3 separate regions of the Homo sapiens genome follow, and regions 1 and 3 are each linked to region 2. A link is an interaction called in ENCODE POLR2A ChIA-PET data of the cell type or tissue named here. Cell type or tissue: OCI-LY7. All regions are shown on one strand.

Region 1 (2,500 bases), 130 kb after region 2:
TCTGTCACCACCAGGCTGAAATGCAGTGGTGCAATCACACCTCACTGTAGCCTTGACCTCTCGGGTTCAAGCAATCCTCCCACCCCAGTAGCTGGGACTACAGGCACGTGACCCTATGCCCAGTTAATTTTTTTTTTTTTCCTCGAGTTGGGGTTTTGCCATATTGCCCAGACTGGTCTTGAGCTTCTGGGCTCAAGCAATCTGCCCACCTCTGTTTCTGAAGTGCTGGGATTACAGGTGTGAGCCACCTCACCTGGCCTGTATTTTTCTATCTTTCTGAAATGTAAACGAAGAACAGAACAATGATCAAGAGCTGACTCTTGGGCCAGACAGACTTTAATCTGAATCCCAGCTCCACCACTAACAGTATGACCCTCGACAAATTACTTAATGTCTCTGTGCCTCAATACCAAGAATAAAATGTAATAGAATGTTGGTAATGTGCTTCGCCCAGTACTAGGTGCTTAAGTACTAGATAAATATTACCGCTTAGTTACCGTACTACAATTTTATTTTCCTACCCTCTCGCCCTGTTTTAGGGTAACAAAAACATGATACCAATTACAATGAAAATTAAACTCCCAATATATTCCTGCACAAGAAAAACAATTTGATACATAACCTTCCAAATCATTCTCTGTTAACTGACTTGAGAGTCCTCGTTTTCAGAAAGATAAAAGTCACTTCCCCAGTGTCTCTGGTGTGTCAGTTCTAAAGATTCACTAGAGTTGTGCCTTTGAAATTTTAAAAGTAAAAATCATCTAAGATACTTACTAAAAACCAAGATTTTGAAGCTCCACCTTGGAGATACTCCAGAATGTAGCATATGTCTCACATTTTGAGAAAGCTGAACTACAGGCACAAGAAGGGGCTTACATGTTTCCTATATCCCAGGGAACATCCTAGCATAGGTAAGTAGCCCAAACAACCCAATTTGTTTCCGAGTTTTTTCGTTTTTTTTTTTAATGTATGTATTGTGAAATGACTAAATCAAGCTACTGAACATATTCATTACCTCATATACAGGTACTTTTTTTTATGTTGGGAACACTTAAAATCTACTCTGAATTTTCAAATATACAATCTATTATTAATTGTAGTAACCACAATTTACAATAGATCTCTTGAACTTATTCCTCCCAACTGAAATTTTGTGTCCCCTGGCCATCCCCATTCCCCTACCCCCAGTCTCTGGTAATCACCACTTTACTTTCTACTTCCATGAATCCAGCTTTTTTTTTTTTTTTGAGACAGAGTCTCGCTCTGTCGCCCAGGCTGGAGTGCAGTGGCGTGATCTCGGCTCACTGCAACCTCTGTCTCCCGGATTCAAGCGATTCTCCTGCCTCAGCTCCCAAGTAGCTGGGACTACAGGTGTGTGCCACCACACCCGGCTGATTTTTTGTATTATTAGTAGAGACGGGGTTTCACTGTGTTAGCCAGGATGGTCTCAATCTCCTGACCTCATGATCCACCTGCCTTGGCCTCCCAAAGTGTTGGGATTACAGGCGTGAGCCACCACGCCCAGCCATATATTTTAATTTTTAAAATATTTAACATTTGATTGATTGATTGATTGGAGATGGAGTTTCACTCTTGTCACCCAGGCTGGAGTGCAATGGAGCGATCCTGGCTCACTGCAACCTCCGACTCCTAGATTCAAGCAATTCTGCCTCAGCCTCCCAAATAGATGGGATTACAGGTGCACGCCACCACACCTGGCTAATTTTGTATTTTTAGTAGAAACGGAGTTTTGCCATGTTGACCAGGCTGGTCTCAAACTCCTGACCTCAGGTGATCTGCCCACCTTGGCCTCCCAAAGTGCTCGGATTACAGGCATGAGCCACTGCACCTGGCCTATTTATTGTTTTTACACAGATAGGGTCTCACTACGTTGGCCAAGGTGGTCTTGAACTCCTGGCCTCAAGCAATTCTCCTACTGTGGCCTCCCAAAATACTGAGATTATAGGCATGGGCCATGACACTTGGCCTTGCAGCAGACTTTCAAATCAGGTAGTGTGATGCCACCAACTTTGTTCTTTTTGCTCAAGACTGCTTTAGCCATTCAGGGCCTTTTGTGACCCTATACACATTTTAGGATTGTTTTTTCTATTACTGTGAAAAGTGTCATTGGAATTTTGATAGGGATTGCTCTGAATCTGTAGATCACTCCGGCAAAGAATCCAAACTGTTGAATTTTCAAGCTACCTAGACCATTTGTTCATTGTTCAGATAGATTTTTTTCTTATTTTTGGTTATCCACAGACTGACCCTCTATTTATTCCAAATATTAAAACTTTGTCATCGAAAACACACACCAGAAGATGACTTACTTTGCCCACATCAAAAGTTAAATGGATTTTGCTGTACATCATAGTGAATAATAACATATTGTATACTTGCAAATTGCTGAAAGTAGATTTTAAGTATTCTCACCCACACGCACAAAAAAGGTATGTAAGGTAATGCATATGTTAAACAGCTTGATCTACCCATTCCACTA
Region 2 (2,500 bases):
AAATTATCACCCATTTATGTAATCTGTAAAAATCTAATAATCTAAGATTAATAATGTAATAAAAGTACAACTACTCAAGTATTCATTTATATTAAGATTTATCTAAAATTCAAGAATGGATTGAAACAAGGACATAAAGTATATCCTTAATTACTACTCTTTCCCTAAATGAAGAATTTGAAAGTTCAATATATTAGATAATAATCTAACACATAAGGGTTAAATCATTCCCCCAATTATACTTCTATTTCAAATAGAAACATGTTTTTTGATGTATTAATTCTGATACTTGCATCAAAATACATTTTAAGGTCAATATTCAAATCAATAAAATAGGTAATTTTAGTGCTAAATATAATACCAAATTGTAATAAGTTTACATTGTGTGCCTACATTGTATACAAATGTACAATTCATATACCCCCAAAAAAGCTAAATAATTTATTTTTAAAAATAATCAGTATTGACATTGTTTTCCCATTTGTACCATATAAATATTCCTAATTCTATTTTCCAGACATCTGCCATTAAGACCTGAAGTTAGTACCGATAAACTCATTTTTCCCAAAATTAACGTCAGTGAGAATCAAAATGAACAACCAAAAGCTTATGAAGTATTTACTGTTTTTTTTTTTTTTTGAGACAGAGTTTCGCTCCTGTTGCCCAGGCTGAAGTGCAATGGCGCGATCTCGGCTCACTGCAACCTCCACCTCCCAGGTTCAAGTGATTCTCCTGTCTCAGCCTCTCGAGTAGCTGGGATTACAGGCACACGCCACCTCACCAGGCTAATTTTGTATTTTTAGTAGAGACGGGGTTTCTCCACGTTGGTCTGGCTGGTCTCAAACTTCCAACCTCAGGTGATCCACCTGCCTTGGCCTCCCAAAGTGCTGGGATTACAGGCGTGCGCCACTGTGCCCAGCCTTAATATACTCTTATTAGTAACAAACATTTCATTTTAAAAATGTATCTATATACCTATATACACATACATACATACATACACATACCATGTTTAACCTCAATTCTCCTAATACTTTAGGTTAAAGCCATCTAATGTAACTAAAATGTATCCAATATTATATTTCTGATTCATTATGTAGTTTATATAGTCTTTCATAGAAGTAAATATTAATAGGCATTTGTTAGCAAACAAAGTAAAAATAGTTTGGCCTGGTGGCTCATGCCTATAATCCCAACTATTTAAGAGGCTGAAGCAGGAGAATCACTTGAGCCTGGGAGTTTGAGGTTACAGTGAGCTATGATCACATCACTATGCTCCATCCCAGGTGACGCCACTCAAAAAAAAAAAAAAAAAAAGGAAAAGTAGTGGGAAGTAATATAAATTCATACAAACAATATTATACTAAATTTCTGTTTATCTGGCATTTAAACAAGTAGAAAGATCAACTAGAATGTATTCTTTTTTATATATTCCATGTGCTGATGTTATGAGAAAGGAACAGGTAAGCAAATATATTAAAGGATTTCCCCCCCCAAAAAAAGCAATTAGTATGTGTTACAGCATCATGACAGCCCATCTCTTGCATCTTTTACATACAAATTATCATCTAATTATTTTTATAATAACTCTAAGCATCCAAAACTTTGTTTGTTTGTTTTCTTTCACCCAGGCTGGAGTGCACAATCACAGCTCTCTGCAACCTCGACCTCCTGGGCTCAAGCGATCCTACCACCTCAGTCTCCCAAGTAGCTGGGACTACAAGTGTACATCACCATGCCTGGCTAATTGATTGTCAATTTTTGTAGAGATGGGGTATCACCATGCTGCCCAGGCTGCCAAGTCTTTATGTACTTTCCGACTCATCAAAAGACTAAATTATGTTCAATACTATTTTAGCATTAATTAAACATATTTTGCTATATTGAAACTCTTTTGGAAGATTTATAACTTATTTCAAAGAAACATCTTTAAACAAATATTTAAGTTAGCGACAGCATGGCTGAACCAGTCTGGATAAAGAATACTGTATTATATTTTCTCAGATCCCAGTAAGTAACCTGAAGATATCAAGCAACTACTTACCACTAAGAGATTGTTGCCATGCTAAAGCAGAACAAAGTAAGGCTAAGCTTTTTCCACTTCCTGTGGGACTCTCCAACAAACAATGTTGCTTGCTGTTTAATCCTCTGAGAATCTATGAACACAGAAACCAATGAAAATAATAAACATATTAACTTTATAAAGGTCTCTCTCCATCTGAAGTTTAAATAGAACAGCAAGGAAAAGTGAGATTGCACTCCAGGGAACACAACAATAGCAGAAGGAACTCATATTTAGTTAAATCCAAACTGTATTCCTTTACACCTCTCCCTAAGATTATCTTACTAAAATATCAAGCACAAGAGAAGAAATGAAAAGAGGAATCTGTGCCAGAATTATGCAAGCATCAATGATTTCTGTAAAACCAGAATACATTACTACCTATCAATATATTTGATGAAAACTTAATGAAGGATACTGCTAGTGAGAGTACAAATT
Region 3 (2,500 bases), 270 kb before region 2:
AACCCAGGAGGAAGAAGTTGCGGTGAGCCAAGATCACGCCATTGCACTCCAGCTTGGGCAACAAGAGTGAAACTCCATTTCAAAAAAAAAAAAAGAAAGAAAAAAGAAAATATTAATTCAAGCACACTAGGTTTCTCTTTTTTTTAAAGTACATATTTGTCAGCGAGGAAAAGAAATGATCATATCAAGTTACTAAAGTTGACTTGGACTAATCTATGTTTTCATTTAACTCATACTTTTTTTTTTTAAGCTGTGGACAATTTAAAGCAAGAATTTTCAATCTATGGATTTTGACCCATTTATTGGGTTCTGACTAGAATTTTAAAAATTGAAATAGATATAACGGCAAAGGTACATTTGACACAGTGAAGATAGCAACTTTGGGTCTTAAGATCAAATGTATTTCTTAATGTGAATCATGGTTAAAAGTTCAAAAAACGATGATTTAGAGTAAAACAAGTATAAAAATCATTGCTAGTTTTCTTCAACATTTTGTGCATGTTTCTCTTCTTGGGTTTCTTTCTTGATAATCCTTAGCCCTTTTATAACTAATTATCACATCCTGGAATTTATTTTCCACACTTAAAGCTTTACAGATGTAAGGAAGAAATGTGTAGACTAACAGACAACGAAGAAATATGTGGCCAAATCTCCCTAGAAATCAATTTATTTTTAGTAAATCGCTAGGAGTCAAGACATCTAAATATCTTTTCTATAATTGTCATAAGACCTTGTACAAGTCCTGTTCTGATTATTTCCCTGGTGTATTTGGTGAGAATAATTATTCCTGCTACTAAATCACTTTGCAGAAACCTTGGAAAATTAGTATTAGTAGACTAATCATATTGTAAGCTGCTCTGACCAAAATATCGGATAAATACATGGATAAAAAGAGGCCTGCTAACATACCAATTTGAGGCTCCTAATAATTCTCCTCTTTGCATGTTTTCTTTATTTTTATTTTTACTTTTTTTTTTTTTTTGAAACAAGGTCTTGCTCTGTCACTCAGGCTGGAGCGCAGTGGTACAATCAAAGCTCACTGCAGCCTTGACCTCCCAGCCTCAAGCAATCCTCCCATCTCAGCCTCCCAAGTAGCTGGTACTACAGGTGCATGCCACCACCCCCGTCCAATTTTTATATTTTTTGTAGAGATGGGGTTTTGCCATGTTGCCCAGGCTTGTCTCAAACTCCTGGGCTCAACTGATCCTCCCACCTAGGCCTCTCAAAGAGCTGGGATTAGAGGTATGAGCCACCACACCTGGACGTTTTCTTTCTAATTATTTCTTATATCCTTTGAAATATTTATCTTAGGTAAGTTTTTTTTCATGTGTTTACCCTCCTCATTACAATATAAGAGGATCTTCGAGAATAGAGGATGGCTTATAAAATTCTATATTATTTTTCGGGCCCAGAAAAGATCTCTATGAGCAGAGGTGACTCAAGAGATGCTTATAATACTAATTAAATAAATCATGATGAATGGCAAGGGATAGACAAAGAATTAAAATTAATGATGAGCTAGAAACAGACTCTACTGACCTTAAAATAAACTCTATGAAGTCCAACGCACAAGGAGATGAGGTTAAAGCATGCTAACTTGTAAACAGGTAGAAAAATGGATTCACAGATTTTCATGGCACAAGACTTTACTCATTTATTTAGCTGGATGCTTCCCTATCACTGGGCACTAAAGACTCTTGTGTCATAGTCTTTTTGCTACTATTAAGCCAGAAAACAGAGATAATGTGCCAGCCTACCTACACAAGACGAATCATATTTCTCTCCAAGAACCTCAACAAGGGCACCTAGTTAAAGGTGGTAACTGAATTTGGTTCCATCTACATAATGGCATAATCAAGACAGAGAAATGATAAAAATATTATGACAGCTGATGCATTCCCTAGAGACTGACAGAGTCCAGTAGCAAGGTCCAGATCCACACTGGAGTCTGTACTTGAACAAGATACAGATATCAGATTTAGTAACTAGAAATATTCCATCGACCCTCATCCCCACCCCACCCTTCCCCATAACAGACTCAATTATCAAGTGGCAAGAAAAATTCTCCATAGGGAAGCTTGGTGCCTTCCTTCAAGAACGTGCCTGCCATTCTACAAGAAGTAAAAATCATGGAAAATTAGTTTCCACGGGGAAGATCATCTGAGAAGGATGGGCAGTAACAACTTAGGGGGCAATGAAGTTAGAAGGTTGGCATAGCTCTTCAAGGAATGTCAAGACCATGGCCAGAAAATGCTCAACATTATAGTAAAAAGTTGAGGGAAATGTACCCAACAGAAAACTTTGATGCTCATTTTGAAGAAGGTAAAGCTGCCAGAAGACTGAGACACTGCTGAAAAAATGGGCACAAAAAGAATTACAGTGGTAGAGTTGGGATCTAAAAATGTACCATTTTTGCATATGAGAGTAGCCTTGTTCCACTTCATTACTTAATTTGAGTGAAGTGGAAAGAACATGGGCTTTGGAATCATGTAGACCATGA

What was found. ChIA-PET counts read pairs that join two places held together with the same protein. Peaks named below come from ENCODE experiments on the same cell type or tissue, not always from the same donor. Only the 100,000 strongest peaks of a DNase experiment are listed, where the experiment ranks them.
Region 1: POLR2A ChIA-PET joins it to region 2 with 9 read pairs; 3 of 35 experiments call an interaction of 5 or more read pairs at or near these places.
Region 3: POLR2A ChIA-PET joins it to region 2 with 10 read pairs; 4 of 35 experiments call an interaction of 5 or more read pairs at or near these places.

The regions. Positions count from the first base shown.
Region 1 is chr17:61,987,783-61,990,282 of GRCh38, forward strand. The region is part of intron 11 of MED13 (mediator complex subunit 13); the gene reads right to left. Among named protein-coding and RNA genes, the nearest start is that of INTS2, 61 kb to the left of the region's middle. In OCI-LY7, no CTCF peak of the experiment used is centred here; no DNase peak of the experiment used is centred here.
Region 2 is chr17:61,857,752-61,860,251 of GRCh38, forward strand. It overlaps BRIP1 (BRCA1 interacting DNA helicase 1), which reads right to left. Exons shown (of 20, transcript NM_032043.3): 3 at 2,045-2,156. Among named protein-coding and RNA genes, the nearest start is that of BRIP1, 4.5 kb to the right of the region's middle. In OCI-LY7, no CTCF peak of the experiment used is centred here; no DNase peak of the experiment used is centred here; H3K27ac peaks cover 291 bases.
Region 3 is chr17:61,585,676-61,588,175 of GRCh38, forward strand. No RefSeq gene overlaps it. Among named protein-coding and RNA genes, the nearest start is that of NACA2, 4.3 kb to the right of the region's middle. In OCI-LY7, no CTCF peak of the experiment used is centred here; no DNase peak of the experiment used is centred here.